Linked DNA regions of Mus musculus: region 2 is linked to region 1. The links are chromatin loops, found by intact Hi-C in ENCODE. Cell type or tissue: heart. All regions are shown on one strand. Links, peaks and the distances in the headings refer to the core of each region. The heading gives the core; the rest is flanking DNA. Region 1 overlaps Sptbn1 (spectrin beta, non-erythrocytic 1). Region 2 overlaps Sptbn1 (spectrin beta, non-erythrocytic 1).

Evidence for each region. Peaks named below come from ENCODE experiments on the same cell type or tissue, not always from the same donor. Only the 100,000 strongest peaks of a DNase experiment are listed, where the experiment ranks them.
Region 2: a loop joins it to region 1, with 2.0 times the contacts of the local background. A loop is called at or near these places in 2 of 42 quality-filtered maps.

What each region holds. Positions count from the first base shown.
Region 1 is chr11:30,109,711-30,114,112 of GRCm38, reverse strand. It overlaps Sptbn1 (spectrin beta, non-erythrocytic 1), which reads left to right. Exons shown (of 35, transcript NM_175836.2): 27 at 119-257; 28 at 1,202-1,286; 29 at 3,191-3,387; 30 at 4,133-4,242. Among named protein-coding and RNA genes, the nearest start is that of Eml6, 86 kb to the right of the region's middle. In heart, for the core only: no CTCF peak of the experiment used is centred there; no DNase peak of the experiment used is centred there.
Region 2 is chr11:30,207,638-30,212,039 of GRCm38, reverse strand. The region is part of intron 1 of Sptbn1 (spectrin beta, non-erythrocytic 1); the gene reads left to right. Among named protein-coding and RNA genes, the nearest start is that of Sptbn1, 9.9 kb to the left of the region's middle. In heart, for the core only: a CTCF peak has its summit at 692 (motif pointing left); a DNase peak (open chromatin) is centred at 2,319; H3K27ac peaks cover 33 bases.

The DNA.
Region 1 (4,402 bases), core at 91-4,090:
GCAAATAAGCCCTAAAAAAGACAATTAAGCTGTCAGTTTCCTTCAAATTACGAGTTTTAAAACCTACATGTTTATTTGAAAAGCTCCATCTCTTAAAGGTGATGTTACTTTCTTATAGGGATGTGTCATCTGTTGAACTGTTAATGAATAATCATCAAGGTATCAAAGCTGAAATTGATGCTCGTAATGACAGCTTTACAGCCTGCATTGAGCTTGGGAAATCCCTGCTGGCACGGAAACACTATGCTTCTGAGGAGGTAGGATGCTGCTTTGGGACCTGGTGTGAACTCAGCCAGTGTTGGCATGTAAAAGGATTTTATTTTGCAACTGTGTCTTTGAAGCCTCCCACAATCTACAAGGATTGATTCCAGGACTTCTGTGAACACTAGAATCCATAGATGGCTAGATACCATATGTGAAATGACATAGGGCTTATTCATAACTTTAGAACATCTCTGGACCCTGTGTAATACCTAACACAGGGTAAATCACTGCTGTACTATAGTAAGGAATGACAAAAGCCAAGTCTACGTGTTCAGTGTAGTTTCAGTTTTTCTAATATTTTCATTCTGTGTATTTGTGTGCTTGAGCACAAGGCCTACTTTAACAGGGCCTACAATACACGTGCAAGTGAGTACGCTTCTTTACATCATTTTGAAGCATATTCTGTCTGCCTAGAAAAACTGTTACATACAACTGTAGACCCAAAACTGGTAATTGTTTGTCCAGAGATAATTTTTGAGGGGTCCAGGTATAAAAACAGCCTGTGAACTCATCAGTGGGATGGCTCTGGCTATCACTCAACTCTGCGTTGCATTTGGCTGATGGCTGCAGCTCTGGTCAGAACGATGGCACTGATGTCTTTTTTGTAGCATCCTTCACAGGAATGGATGTCTCTCAGAAAAGCCAAGGCTTTGTCGGTATTACTGTCCTTCTCTTCATAAACGTTAACTGTTTCAGGAAGCCCCAGAGTCTATCGAAATAGCACACAGTTTGCTACATCAGCACAGGCAGCTTTGAATAGAACTCCCACCCCTTCTGGAAAACTAGCCATGTTTTTCTCTCCAGGCTCAAGACATGAAATAATACATTTAAGCTGATACTTAGCAGCTTAGGGGAAAATAGATTTTCTTGTACCAAGTGCTCATCCGGGACAGACACAAGGTTGCAGTGTTTTATTAAGGCCCTTGTTTTTGTGCAGATCAAGGAAAAGTTACTGCAGCTGACAGAGAAAAGAAAAGAAATGATTGACAAGTGGGAAGACCGGTGGGAGTGGTTAAGACTGAGTAAGGACATGCGTTCTTCATTTGCTTTTCTGTTCTTTCTGTGTATCCAAGGAAATACATGCGTATACAAGTCTGCTTTAACTAATGTTATGTTATTACTTAATGATTCTGAAGTTTTAAATGTTTCTTTCTCAGTGTATTCATGCTGAATATTGTTTTTTAAGAAGGTGGAAAGTGAGTTCCAGGATAGCCAGGGCTGTAGAGAGAAACCCTGTCTCAAAAAACCAAAAAAAAAGAAGAAGAAGAAGAAAAAGTTCTTGGGGCTGGCTGAAGAGATGGCTCAGCAGTTAGGAGCACTTACTGCTCTTCCAAAGGCCCTGAGTTTGGGTCCCAGCACCCAAGTCAGAGGCTCACCTCCTGCCCAGCTCCAGCTCCAGAGCATCTCAAAATCTCTAGCTTCTGTGTGCACCTGTACTCAGATGAGTGTATGTGCACACACACGCACACAAAATAAAAGTATGCAGGGTGTAAGGGTGTACACCTTTAATCACTCGAGTCAGAGGAATACGGTTCTCTGTGACATCAAGGCTAGCCTAGTTTACATAGCAAGATATGAGAACAGACAGGAATATGAAGAGAGTGTCTCTAAAAAACAAAAATAAAATAATAAAAATAATCACTTTTCCCCTTCCTCTCCCTCTCCCCCTCCCTCTCTCCCCTCTCTCCCCCCTCTCCCCATCTTCTCTTTCCCTTTCCTCTCTCCCTTCCCTCTCTGTGTAATCCCAGTTTACCTGGAACTATGAGCCCTCACTGGATTTAAAATGTATTTAAGAATAGTACCTCATGGTTGATTTGAACATTAAAAGTAGTTCAATTCAAGCTTTTTTTATTTTAATCTATATTATAACAAGCTGTGTTGATACTTTAGACTCTGTCTTGTATTCTAGCCTCATTCCTATATATTGTAGACTCTTAGTAAAAACTAAAGTTGTGTAAAAAACCCAATTGGGCCCAGAGCCCTCTAATGTTCAATTTGGGGCCATTCTGTTATTGAGGATTTCATTTGCAGATTTTGAAAACTCTGGGGCAGTTTCATTCTGTGAGGCAAAACCTGTGTCGTACCTGCTGTGAACTGGATACCAGGCTACAATCTGGGTTACAGTGATGATTTGCCTGCTACCTACCTTAAAGAATTGACAGTTGCCTAGTTTCTTGTCAATTGATAAGTTGTGGGGTCCATCGTAATCTCAAAGTGAGATGGCTGGCCTGTTCTTGGCTCAGTGATAGTCCACACAGTAGGTTCTTATCCAACTGGCCCCAGACTCTGCTGAGTGAGATGCTGAATGTGCGCTGGCAGTCTAGCTAAGCCAGGTTCTAATCCACTTCCTCATAACTGCATCAGGTGGAGAGCTTTTCCTCACATGGAGGACAAGGACCCTGTCTTCCCCCTTTGTTAGTATTCCTACCCTCTCAATCCCCCAAGAGAAAACTGGATTTCAACCTAATACAAGCTTCTATGTGGGTTCCTGCCTCACCTGCATAGTCTGGCATGAATAGGTTGTGTGTCCTGTGAGGGCTCAGAGATCTGATCTCTTAGAATTAGGGCCATATGACCAGAGTAAATTCTAGACCTGTATAGTCCACCTGAGAGCCACTGTCCACATATGAGTCTTGGAAAATAGAAATCATCTTAATTTTTGTAGTATGTACTTATAAATTTTAACCTGTATTCTTATTTGGTAAACAAAAAAAGTGTTGTGTTAAAATAGTATTCTTTTAATATATTAAGTTAAATCAAAATCCAGTTAAAGTAATTACCCCTATTCTTGCGATGTTCTTGCCTGTGTGGCTCACAGTGTTTACATTTGATGGCATTTGGTATTATAAATGATAAGATGGCTATGCTTAGAGCAGTGCCATTGTGTGGCCCTGTGACAGACACTCACTCTTGATACCCTCTGCAGTTTTGGAGGTCCATCAGTTCTCAAGGGATGCCAGTGTGGCAGAGGCTTGGCTGCTTGGACAGGAACCATACCTATCCAGCCGTGAAATTGGCCAGAGTGTAGACGAAGTGGAGAAGCTTATTAAGCGCCATGAGGCGTTTGAAAAGTCTGCAGCGACCTGGGATGAGAGATTCTCTGCTCTGGAAAGGCTGACAACGGTAAGTGTCTAAGCATGTCCGGCATAGTACTTCACCTATTTTTGTGAATTTTAGGAATCACATGGACACCAGATCATATCTTGACCTTGGATTACTATTAAATCATCGCCATTCCAGATAATGCCTCTCTCTGCCAGCCAAAGCTTTACTGCAGAGCTTGGGCACTGGTCTTTCTTCTTCTTCCGAAACTTTTATTCTCATAGAAAATGGACTCTTGCTGTCAGTACTTCCGGGGTGGGGGAAGGGAGTATGACTATGTATTAAAACAATTCTTTTACAATATATGAACTGCTCATGGACTGGATTTGTTTCAGGAAGACTACTCTGTGGCTTTAATTATTTTTCCCTGTTTCTCTACTACAATACAGATGGCTTCCTTGAACATTTTTGTGAGCCCATGGTAGGTTTTTATTGAGACTTCATGGAAAGTCTGACTTAAACCCCCCAGCAACTTTTCCCTCTCAACAAAGTTAAGAAGATGCAGAGTTAATTTTGAAATCTCTATTCCCAGAGGAAAATGAACCAGCCAAAGGATTTCCCAGCAAGGGGTAGACAGCTGTCCATTCCCTACAGTTTTAGCTTGTAGCTATGGTGCTCATGGACATAATGCCATTGTATTTGGAGTGTTGACCTTTGAGGTTGTCCAGTATGAACCATTGTAGAAAAAGTCTCCTGGGTTTCTAGAACGTTTTTCTAAAGCAGCAAAAGTCTTAGCCTTGATAAACAGCAAGCTGTTCTCCTGTAGTTGGAGCTACTGGAAGTGCGCAGACAGCAAGAGGAAGAAGAAAGAAAGAGGCGGCCACCTTCTCCGGACCCAAACACGAAGGTTTCAGAGGAGGCTGAGTCCCAGCAATGGTGAGGCACTGGAAGCATAAGAGGCTAAAACTTAGCTGGTGTGGTGGTGCAGCCCTTTAATCCCAGCACTCAGGGGGCAGAGGCAGGCGGATTTCTGAGTTCGAGGCCAGCCTGGTCTACAAAGTGAGTTCCAGGACAGCCAGGTCTATACAGAGAAACC
Region 2 (4,402 bases), core at 183-4,182, 98 kb before region 1:
GGATTAAAGGTGTGCACTAGCATGCCACACTGAAAGTAAATCTTGTAAAGAGAGAGCTCTGTTTCCCTCCTCAGGGAGGAGTGTTCCATACTGAGAATATTGCCTTAATGCAGGTGGCAGAATAAGAAGTCCCTGTGGGAAACCAGAAGCTTTCAAAGGGCGCGTGTTCTGCTAGCCTCTGGTGACCTTTGCCCTTGTTTGCAGTGGTGCTCAGAGGGCATTTGTGACTCAGTCCTCATTCCAGGAACTGCGATGAAGCACAGGAAAAGAATTTTAGGTTGGAATTTTTAAACATTTTGTTTTCTAGCAGTTCTGGGCAGTTGAGCCCAGGACTTGTATAGCCTCCTTACCAATGAGGCACATACATCAAGCTGTATACCATGACTTTGTTTTTTTAATGAAAACGAATCTGTGTGATCGCCATATTTGGTCTTCTCTGATTGGACTTCTGTTTTAGGTCTATATGCTATACTTAGAGTGATCCTGCATGTTCCTAAATTTGAGAGAAAACGATTTGAGGAAGTATAACAAAAATACTTTAAAGTTTTGGTACATTGATTTTTCTCATTCTAACCCCCAACCAAATAAGTGAGGTTGAGGGAGAGGGACATATCCATGTATAAAAACCCTAGTCAAGCAGGCTAGTTCTTGCTGGAACATGCTGGCCTCTGGTGGGGTAATTTAGCTCTCATGTGCATTCCTCTTTATGACCACAGCTGTCGCTTGGTATCAGAGGATGATAAAAAAGGAATATGAGCAGGCTTCCAGGATTATTTATCATACTTAAAACTCGTGGGTCACTATCACCTTGGAGAATATTTTAGAATAATGCAGAAGTGTTAATAGCAGTCTTTGATAGGGCTATTAATCCTTATTTTACATACTCCAATCAAGATTTTCTGTGGCTGCTTTTGTGCGCTCTAACATGGGTTACCAGTCGTAAGACTCAGAGGCAACCAAAACCCTGGGACCTTTACTTGCCTTTTCCAGCCCTCTTGTAAGTTGCCTTTCTTGGTATTAATATTTTATACGTCTCCAGATAGCCTTAATTTCTGAGGTAGTTAAACCTTGTACCTCTCCCCACAATTGTTAATTTAAAAAAATTATGAGGAAGGTTCTGAGATAGCTTTTGTAGCTCATTTGGGCATCTGTAATGGTTGAGCGTATAAAACCTTTCTCAAGAGAGCTAAGCCCTGCCACTGCTTTAGGAAAGGTTGTACATTGAGAGTTGGCGCTTTCCGTGTATCTTCTTTTTGTGTCTGACTGTCAAACACAGAAGCAAAGCCAGTTTATGGGGGGTAAAGGGGCCCTAGCTGACCTGTTATTTAAAAAAAACAAACAAAAACATTTATTATACCATACATCTGATAGATATGACAGAATGAATTGTAAGCTGTGGAGGGCTGATGTGTTTACCTGGTATGCTCAAGGCCCTGGGGTCTACGTGCTAGCACTGGGGAGAAAAACAAAAACAAACAAACAGAAATACCAATGATTTTTGGCATGAGATAACCTCAGGAGTTAGCAAGCTAACTCTGTTCTGTTACCAAGGTGACTCCCAGCGTCTTCTACTGTTCTGTGTAACAGTGAGGAGTGGATTGTGAGTACATGTTGGTAGGTGACAGTAGCAACCTTTGCTCTTCATGAGAATAATGAAATAAGAAATGATTTATGATGCTTACTCAAGCTCATGGAAATTTTTCTTTTTACTGTTTTATGTATGGTGAGTCAGAAATGCAGGCTCTTTTAGAGTGTTATTAACAAGAACGAGTGTAACTGATTATAAGCACGTGAAATTACAGACTTCTTTCCTGTGCATTGATTTTTGCCATTCACTCTTCCATAATCTTATGATTTTTTTTGATCAGTAAGAATATTGGACCATTGCTTTCTGAGCCTTTAATACCCCAAAATTATCCCTAACAGTATCTGGGTGGGCAAGTCGTAGTATTTCAGAGAAGTTGATGATAGGGTGTCACAAAATGCTCAAAGTGGAGAAAACTAGTCTAACACATGCGAAGGTGTTTCCATATTCCTGTACACACACACACACACACACACACACACACACACACACACACCCATACATACACGTACATTAAAGGAATATACAGTTGCCTCAGTATAATAGGTTACAGTGTCTGAAGTCACAGTTGGTCAGCTTTGGAATATCAGTCTTAGAGATACTGACTGGAAAGTACAGATCTGGAGCAGTTGGGTGAAGGTTGGCTTTGTAGAGTTCACCAGGCCCTGCAGTAACTGGGACTGCTGAGAGGTCGTCACCCCGCAGTGCTGCATGCAAGTATGAGTCAGTAACTCATTTATGAGACCTTTGTTATAAAAATGAGATTTGGCAGGATTCCCAGTCCAGTTCTTATTTCTTAAGGTTGGAAAAACAGGACTTGGAGGGATCGGCTGACGGCTTTGAGAGCACATGTGAGGAGCATGTGATTCTAGGTCTACTGTCAGTGTGTTCCCTCTGTTTTTATTGAAAGTTTATTTTTAATTATTTTTAAAAACTAATAACCAAATGTGTGCACCTTTCATTGATATTAACTGCGAGCACACTGCTGGGTAACAGATGTGTAGAATGTTTTAATCTTGCAAAACTGAGGAACAACTAACTAGACAGTTATTTCATTGCCCCTCCTCCATCCTCCTGACTGTTCCCAGGACTTAGAACATGTTTGTTTTTTATTTAACGTTAAAATTCCAGGATGTTTTATTACAAAGGTGAATGGACCTTGATCCTTGAGATGGGCTTATTGGTAGGATTTCTGGTATCAAACAGGGGCAGGGTATCTTTGATCTCTTTCTTAGAGGCTCATCTACATATTTTTGATAAGCCACCAGGGCTTTAGAAATGGGCTATGGGATGGCATAAATTTGGGTCCCAAGACCACTACTCTTCACATAGACCCGAATATCCACACCAGCAAACTGCTCCTTGCCCAGAAACAGAAGGGCTCCAGGAACATATACCACGCTGAGTGGCTTGATCATCTCCAGGGGACATCAGTTTGCCTTAATAGGCCATTTCCCTTTCGAAGTGCACCACCACTATGGCTGTCTTCTTGGCTCAGACCTGCTCAGACTGCAGTGGACACTTGAATGGCATAGGTGCCACTATGAGCCTATTTTTCTCGTTTTGACTGGCTTTTTGCACTTAACATAATACCTTTAAGGTTCATCCATGTGCTGGTGTGACAGGCTTGTGACATGATTCCATTTTTTAAAGCGGAATAATATTCTAGTGCATGTGTGTATCTCATTCTTCTATTTGTTGTGTATGAATGTTAATGTTTGTGGGTACACATATGGGCATGGGTGTGCATGCACATGGCTGTGCACATGTGTGCACATGTGTGTGGAGGACAGAGATCAACCCTAGATGTTTGTCTTAGTTGGGGAGACATATCCATAACCAAAAGCAGGTTGGGGAGGAAAGGGCTTATTCTGCTTATACTTCTAGATCACAGTCCATCATTGGAGAAGAAAGCACAGTATCTCCAGCAGGGCTGGGACCTGTAGGCAGGAGTTGATGCAGAGGCCATGGAGGGGTGCTGCTTACTGGCTTGCTTACTCTGGCTTGCTCAGTGTGCTTTCTTACAGAACTGAGGACCACAGCCCAGGGATGAAACACCCATAGTGGGCTAGGCCCTCTCGCATTGATCACTAATTGAGAAAATGCCTTACAGCTGGATCTCATGGAAGCATTTCCTCAACTGAAGCTCCTTTATCTCTGATGACTCCAGCTGCGTCAAATTGACAAAACTAGACAGTCCAGTGTAAATCTTCAGGTGCACATACCTTATTTTTTGAGACAAAGTCTTTCACTGGTCTAGAACTTGACAACTAATCTGGTAGAGCTCTGTTGGCCTAAACTCTCCAGTGCTAGGATGACATATCCACACCACTGCTTTGCTTGCTTTTTAATGTAGGCTTTGAGGATTGAACTGAGGTCTCCTGCTTGCAGATTTCGTTTATCTGTTCTTTCATTGATTTATTGGGTTTGTTCCCATTTCTTGACTGCTTTGTTGAATGTTGCAATAAGCAGGATGTGTAAACGTCACATTTGAGCCTCTGTGTTATTTCCCAGACATGGAATTTCTATGCCATGTGGTGGTTCTGGGTTAGAGTTTTGAAGAACTTCATATTGATTTTATGTGCTGAGATTATTTACCTGTCTCCACTAGTTTAAACAAGTTCCAGGTCCCTGAATATCCTTTACGGAAACTTTTATAAGATGGTTAAAAAAGGGTATAAAGGGAGGCTACGGTGTAGACCAGTGCTTTCCTGGCATGCCCAAAGCCATAAGCTGGACCCTGAGTGTCACAAACTGGAAGTGACTGCTTATGCCAGTAATCTTAGCACTTGAAGTTGAGAACAGAAGAATCAGAAC